Linked DNA regions of Homo sapiens: region 2 is linked to region 1. Evidence: read pairs that join two places in POLR2A ChIA-PET (ENCODE). Cell type or tissue: Panc1. All regions are shown on one strand. Links, peaks and the distances in the headings refer to the core of each region. The heading gives the core; the rest is flanking DNA.

What was found. Peaks named below come from ENCODE experiments on the same cell type or tissue, not always from the same donor. Only the 100,000 strongest peaks of a DNase experiment are listed, where the experiment ranks them.
Region 2: POLR2A ChIA-PET joins it to region 1 with 12 read pairs; 10 of 35 experiments call an interaction of 5 or more read pairs at or near these places.

The regions. Positions count from the first base shown.
Region 1 is chr1:235,091,821-235,094,728 of GRCh38, forward strand. No RefSeq gene overlaps it. Among named protein-coding and RNA genes, the nearest start is that of LINC01348, 23 kb to the left of the region's middle. RefSeq lists enhancers at 1,512-2,095, 2,061-2,220. In Panc1, for the core only: a CTCF peak has its summit at 2,189 (motif pointing right); no DNase peak of the experiment used is centred there; H3K27ac peaks cover 1,845 bases.
Region 2 is chr1:234,991,549-234,994,456 of GRCh38, forward strand. No RefSeq gene overlaps it. Among named protein-coding and RNA genes, the nearest start is that of LINC03108, 12 kb to the left of the region's middle. In Panc1, for the core only: no CTCF peak of the experiment used is centred there; no DNase peak of the experiment used is centred there; H3K27ac peaks cover 2,403 bases.

The sequences.
Region 1 (2,908 bases), core at 239-2,738:
TACAGGCATGGTAGCTCACGCCTGTAATCCCAGCACCTCGGAGGTCAAGGCGGGAGGATTGTTTGAGGCCAGGAGTTCAAGACCAGCCCGGACAACATAGCAAGATCCCATCTCTACAAAAAATCTAAAAATTAGCCGGGCATGGTGGTGCATGCCTGTAGTCCCAGCTACTCGAGAGGCTGAGGTGGGAGGATCACTTGAGACCAGGTGTTGGAGGCTGCAACAATCTATGATGGTGCCCCTGCACTCCAGCCTGGGTAACAGAGCAAGACCCTATCTCAAAAGAGAGAGAGAGAGAGAAGCCATAAGCTCGCAAGGAACCCCCCTGCCTTCTCCCATCCACCACAACTGCCTGCTTGGGCAGCAGGAATGGGTATATGAGGACAGGGACTTGGAACCAGGCCAACCTCAGTCAGCTCCATGCTCACTTCTGCTGGGGTTTTTTTGTTTTGTTTTGTTTTTTTGAGACGGAGTCTTGCTCTGTCCCCCAGGCTGGAGTGCAGTGGTGTGATCTTGCAACCTCCGCCTCCCGGGTTCAAGCGATTCTCCTGCCTCAGCCTCCCGAGCAGCTGGGACTACAGGCGCGCGCCACCACGCCCGGCTAACTTTTGTATTTTTAGTAGAGATGGGGTTTCACTATGTTGACCAGGCTGGTCTTAAACTCCTGACTTCAAGTGATCCACCTGCCTTGGCCTCCCAAAGTGCTGGGATTACAGGCCTGAGCCACCGCCCCCGCCTCACTTCTCCTGTTAATGACCTCAACCCTCTGAGCCAATTGCCACATCCGTGTGAAACAAGAACACCACCTAGAAAGGTTTAGAAGGGTTAGAGGTGACTGCCCGGGCGCGGTGGCTCACGCCTGTAATCCTAGCACTTTGGGAGGCCGCGGCGGGCAGATCACCTGAGGTCGGGAGTTCAAGACCAGTCTGACCAACATGGAGAAACCCCATCTCTACTAAAAATACAAAATTAGCCGGGCATGGTGGCACATGCCTGTAATCCCAGCTACTCAGGAGGCTGAGGCAGGAGAATCACTTGAACCCGCGAGGCGGAGGTTGCAGTGAGCCGAGATTGTGCCACAGCACTCCAGCCTGGGCAACAAGAGTGAAACTCTGTCTCAAAAAAAAAAAAAAAAAAAAAAAAAAAAAGGTTAGAGGGTTAGAGGTGACTTAAGTAACAGCACTCAGCATCTAGCACACAGTAGGCCCGGAGTGATCATTACTACTGGCTTACAGTGGCTTCGCCAGCACAGTCAGCCTCATGGGAAGGAGCACCCAAGTCTCAGGGCCACTCCCTGAGCACGTGTGAACTCAGCGGGATCCTTGCTGACTGGAGTCCCATGGGGAAGCATGACGGGGAGCCGGGAAGCGCTGGTCGTCCGAACGGGGCGGGAGCCTGGACAACAGGGGTACGAGGACCCAAAGCCTTCCCCTTGTTTCCTCCTCATCAATTCTCAGCAGAGTGAGGGGTGAGGAGTTAGGCCCTAGGGAGCAGGAAACAAGCAGGGATCCGGCCACACACCCACCTTCACCTTGATCCCCGGCGGGACGTCCCCACCCCTTCCCAGCAAGGCAGCCCTCAGGAGCTGCAGCCCAAGTGTCTCGCCTGGAGCTTCCAAGTGCAGAGCCTGATTTTTGAAGAACCACTGCCACACTCTGGCAAATGCAAGGAAGTCATTCTCGGTGCTGTGGCCTGGGGACCATCACGAACTGTCCTAGAGCGCAATCCGAATGCAAGCAGGGGAGAGGAGGCCCCAGCAGGCTGGATGCTGCTACGGGGAGTGACGGTCACCCCTGTGTGTCCAGAGCCCACTCCACGCCTGGAACGCAGTAAACACTGCATCGACAGTGGCCCTCCCCGCAGTCCCCCTTGCTCACCCCCTTAGCTCCTGAGCTCTTTATCATGCTTTCCGCGTGGCCCTGCTCTCACCTGACTGTAATCTGCATTTATTCCCTGTCTCCAGCTGATCTGTGAGTTCCACAAAGGGGAGAAGCCACCTGCTGGGCGGTCTTGCATCTGTGGCAATGCCTTGTGCATAAACAAACCTTCGCTAAATGTTTGTTGAGCGAACAGAAGAGCGAATGATGCACACGAATATGGAGGTCTACTAATATGTGCTTAAGGAATTAAACCGGTGATGATAGAGATGAAAGAGGCGGGTAGGTCATCGCAGTGCCTGCGGTAGGCACTAGATGGCGCCCAAGCACACCAAGAAGGCGCTGAGAGGCGGGCCGAGCAGCATGAGTTTTTGGTATAGGGGTTTCCTGGAAGATTGAAGCAGTTTATCTATGAGGGCCCCTTGACTGAAAGTCTAAGATCTGGTACAAATAAGCCAGGATCAGCGGGACATGCTGTATTACAGTTCTCCAGGGAAACAAAACCAACAGGATGTGTGTAGAGAGAGGAAGAGTTTCACGTTGAGGAATGGGCTCGTGATTGTGGAGGCTGGCAGGTCCTAAACCCAAGGCGTGGGCCAGCACAGTCCAGACCCAGGAGAGCGGAAGGTGCAGAGAAGTCCCAGGGCGTTCTGCCGGATAACTTCCCTCGCTTGGGAAGGCCAGTCTTTTTGTTCTACTTAGATCTTCAACTGATTGGATGAGACCCACCGACATTAGAGAGGGCCTCTGCTTTACTCAGAGTTTACCAATATGTTTTGGGATTTTTTTAAATATAAAATGAGATCCTGCTATGTTGCTCAGGCTAGAGTGCAGTGGCACAATCATAGTTCAATGCAGCCTCAAACTCTTGGCCCCAAGCAATCCTCCCACTTCAGCCTCCCAAGTAGCTAGGATTACAGGTGTGCACCACCATGCCTGGCTGTAATGTTGATCTCATACAAAAACACCCTCCCAGTTGACACATAAAGTTAACTATCACACACACAGCTTGAGCTGTTGTTCCAGAGAAG
Region 2 (2,908 bases), core at 139-2,638, 100 kb before region 1:
AATGTAAGTTCCATGAGGGCAGGAACATGTCTCATTCACGCAGGGTCTTCAATGCCTGTAACTAATGTTTGTTGAAAAATAAGGACTTTGGGCCTGGCATGGTGGCTCGTGCCTGTAATCCCAGGACTTTGGGACACCAAGGTGGGCGGATAACCTGAGGTCAGGAGTTTGAGACCAGCCTGACCAATATGGCAAAACCCTACTAAAAATACAAAAATTAGCCGGGTGTGGTAGCACATGCCTGTAATCCCAGCTATGGCTGAGGCAGGAGAGTCACTTGAACCTGGGAGGCAGAGGTTGCAGTGAGCCAAGATCATGCCATTGCCATCCAGCCTGGGCAACAAGAGTGAAACTCCATCTCAAAGAAAAATAAGGACTTTGTTTCAGGAGCAATGGGGAGACTGTAAGGGTTCAGGGAGAGGAGTGACAACATCAGTGTTTCATTTTGAGAGTTCCCTCTGGTTACTGCATGCAGAAGAGACGAGGCAGGGCCAATACCCAGGCGAGAAGCAGTGCACCAGCCCCTATGGAGGTTCAGGGGTATCTGGTAACCTGGAGAGTCTGAGGATCCCATGGTCTTGAGTTAAATCTCTCTGGGACTTCAGGCAAGTCAGTAAGCCCCTGCACACCTCAGATTCTTCATATGCTAAATAATGTGATATGAATTCCTGCTACAGTTGGCTCTTAGTATACGAGGGGGATTGGTTTCAGCAACCCCATGTATACTCATATCTGCACATACTCAAATTTGCAGTCAGCCCTGCAGAATCTGCAGGTATGAAATGTCCCCCTGCTCTATATGCAGGTTTCACATTCTGTGAAGACTATATTTTCCATCCGCATTTAGTTGGAAAAAATCTGCGTATAAGTAGATTCACATAGTTCAAGCCCATATTGTTCATGGGTCAACTGTATAGAGAGTTGGGGGGCAGGGATTAGAGGAGACTCTGCTTATAAAGCTCTGAGCACATGGCCAGTGTTCAGCCAACATCAGCTATTGTCTTTTTTTTTTTTTTTTTCTGAGATGGGTCTTACTCTGTCACCAGCCTGGAGTGCAGTGGCGTGATCTCGGCTTACTGCAACCTCCGCCTCCTGGGTTCAAACAATTCTTGTGCCTCAACCTCCCAAGTAGCTGGGATTACAGGCACACACCACCACACCCAGCTAATTTTTTTTTCTTTTTTTTTTTAAGACAGAGTCTCACTCTGTTGCCCAGGCTGGAGTGCAGTGGCACGATCTCAGCTCACTGCAACTTCTGCCTCCCGGGTTCAAATAATTCTCCTGCCCCAACCTCCCAAGTAGTTGGGACTACAGGCATGTGCTACCACGCCCGGCTAGTTTTTTGTATTTTTAGTAGAGACAGGGTTTCACCGTATTAGCCAGGATGGTCTCGATCTCCTGACCTTGTGAGCCGCCTGCTTTGGCCTCCCAAAGTGCTGGGATTACAGGCATGAGCCACCATGCCCAGCCAGCTATTATCTTTATTGGAATTGAACAGACATGGAATTTACTGGAGGTGAGGCATGGGAGGAAGTAGGATATGGAGGAAGAAGCCCAAGGTACCAGCCTGAGAACCAGGGTGAAGGGTGCTGCTGTTTATGAAGCTGGGGTGCTGCAGGGCAGGAGCAGGTTCAGGAAGGGAGATGGCCTTGGGTTCCGTTTGGGGCATGTGGAGGTGGGTGCACCTGTGAGACCTCAGGTCCAGAGCTGAGAAGGCTGGGTGGGCAGAAGATGGTGATTTGAAAGTCATATGGGCATAGAAATGGTATTGGAAGCCACAGGGATGATTTGAGGGGTGAATGCAAGATTAAATGAGAAATGTGCCAGGGATAGAGTGCTAAGAACACCCACAATGGCTGGGCGCGGCGGCTCACACCTGTAATCCCAGCACTTTGGGAGGCAGAGGCGGGCAGATCATAAGGTCGGGAGATCGAGACCAGCCTAGCCAACATGGTGAAACCCCGTCTCTACTAAAAATACAAAAATTAGCTGGGTGTGGTGGCGAGTGCCTGTAATCCCAGCTACTTGGGAGGCTGAGGCAGGAGAATCGCTTGAACCCGGGAGGCAGAGCTTGCAGTGAGCCGAGATCACACCACTGTAGTCCAGCCTGGGCAACAGAACGAGACTCCATCTCAAAAAAAAAAAAAAAAAAAAAAGAACACCCACAATTAAAGGAACAAGTTCTCCAACAAAGGATTCTCATAAGTTGTGGCCTGAGGGGAACAGAATAAAAAGCAACAAGGTGTCATGGAACTCAAGGAAAAGGGACCTTCATGAAGATGAAGGGAGAAGTCAGCTGTGCCTGGTGTTGGTTTTTCCTTTCTAGAACTAAAAGCCAGAATGATTGACAAGGCCCCCCAGTGATGGGGACCATGGTCCATTCACTCCCAGCAAACCTTGGGGAAGAGGATGCAGCGTGGAGGTAGCCTGTGGAGGAGGATGGAATCCTGCCTCCTGCCAGGGTCTGTCCCCAGCCATACTGTGGTGGTTTCATTGCAAATCACCAGGTCCTGGGTCTGACACTTTACTTTCCCTGTTCCTGCAGAGTGACGGTCACGCAAGCTGATCTGAACCTCCACTGGCTTCTCAGACTCAAACCAAGCACTTCTCTTCCTGGGATCACGAGTTCTATTCAGAGTGGGCCCTGGAGGCCTTCAAAGCTGGGCCCCAGGTTCTCACGGTGAACTAAACTTTCTCCGCAAACCCCCTTGGCCCCACACCTGGCTTATCTGGCTCCAGCCCTGAGCCACCCAGCACTGTCCCGATGTAAATACGTGTTCAGCAGAGACGCACAAGGACTGGCAAGGATGCCTCATACTAGTTGATCCTAAATCTAAAAGACTATGTTTTTGCTACATTCACTCACATGCATCACACACCTGTAGGCACACATGAACACATACATGCA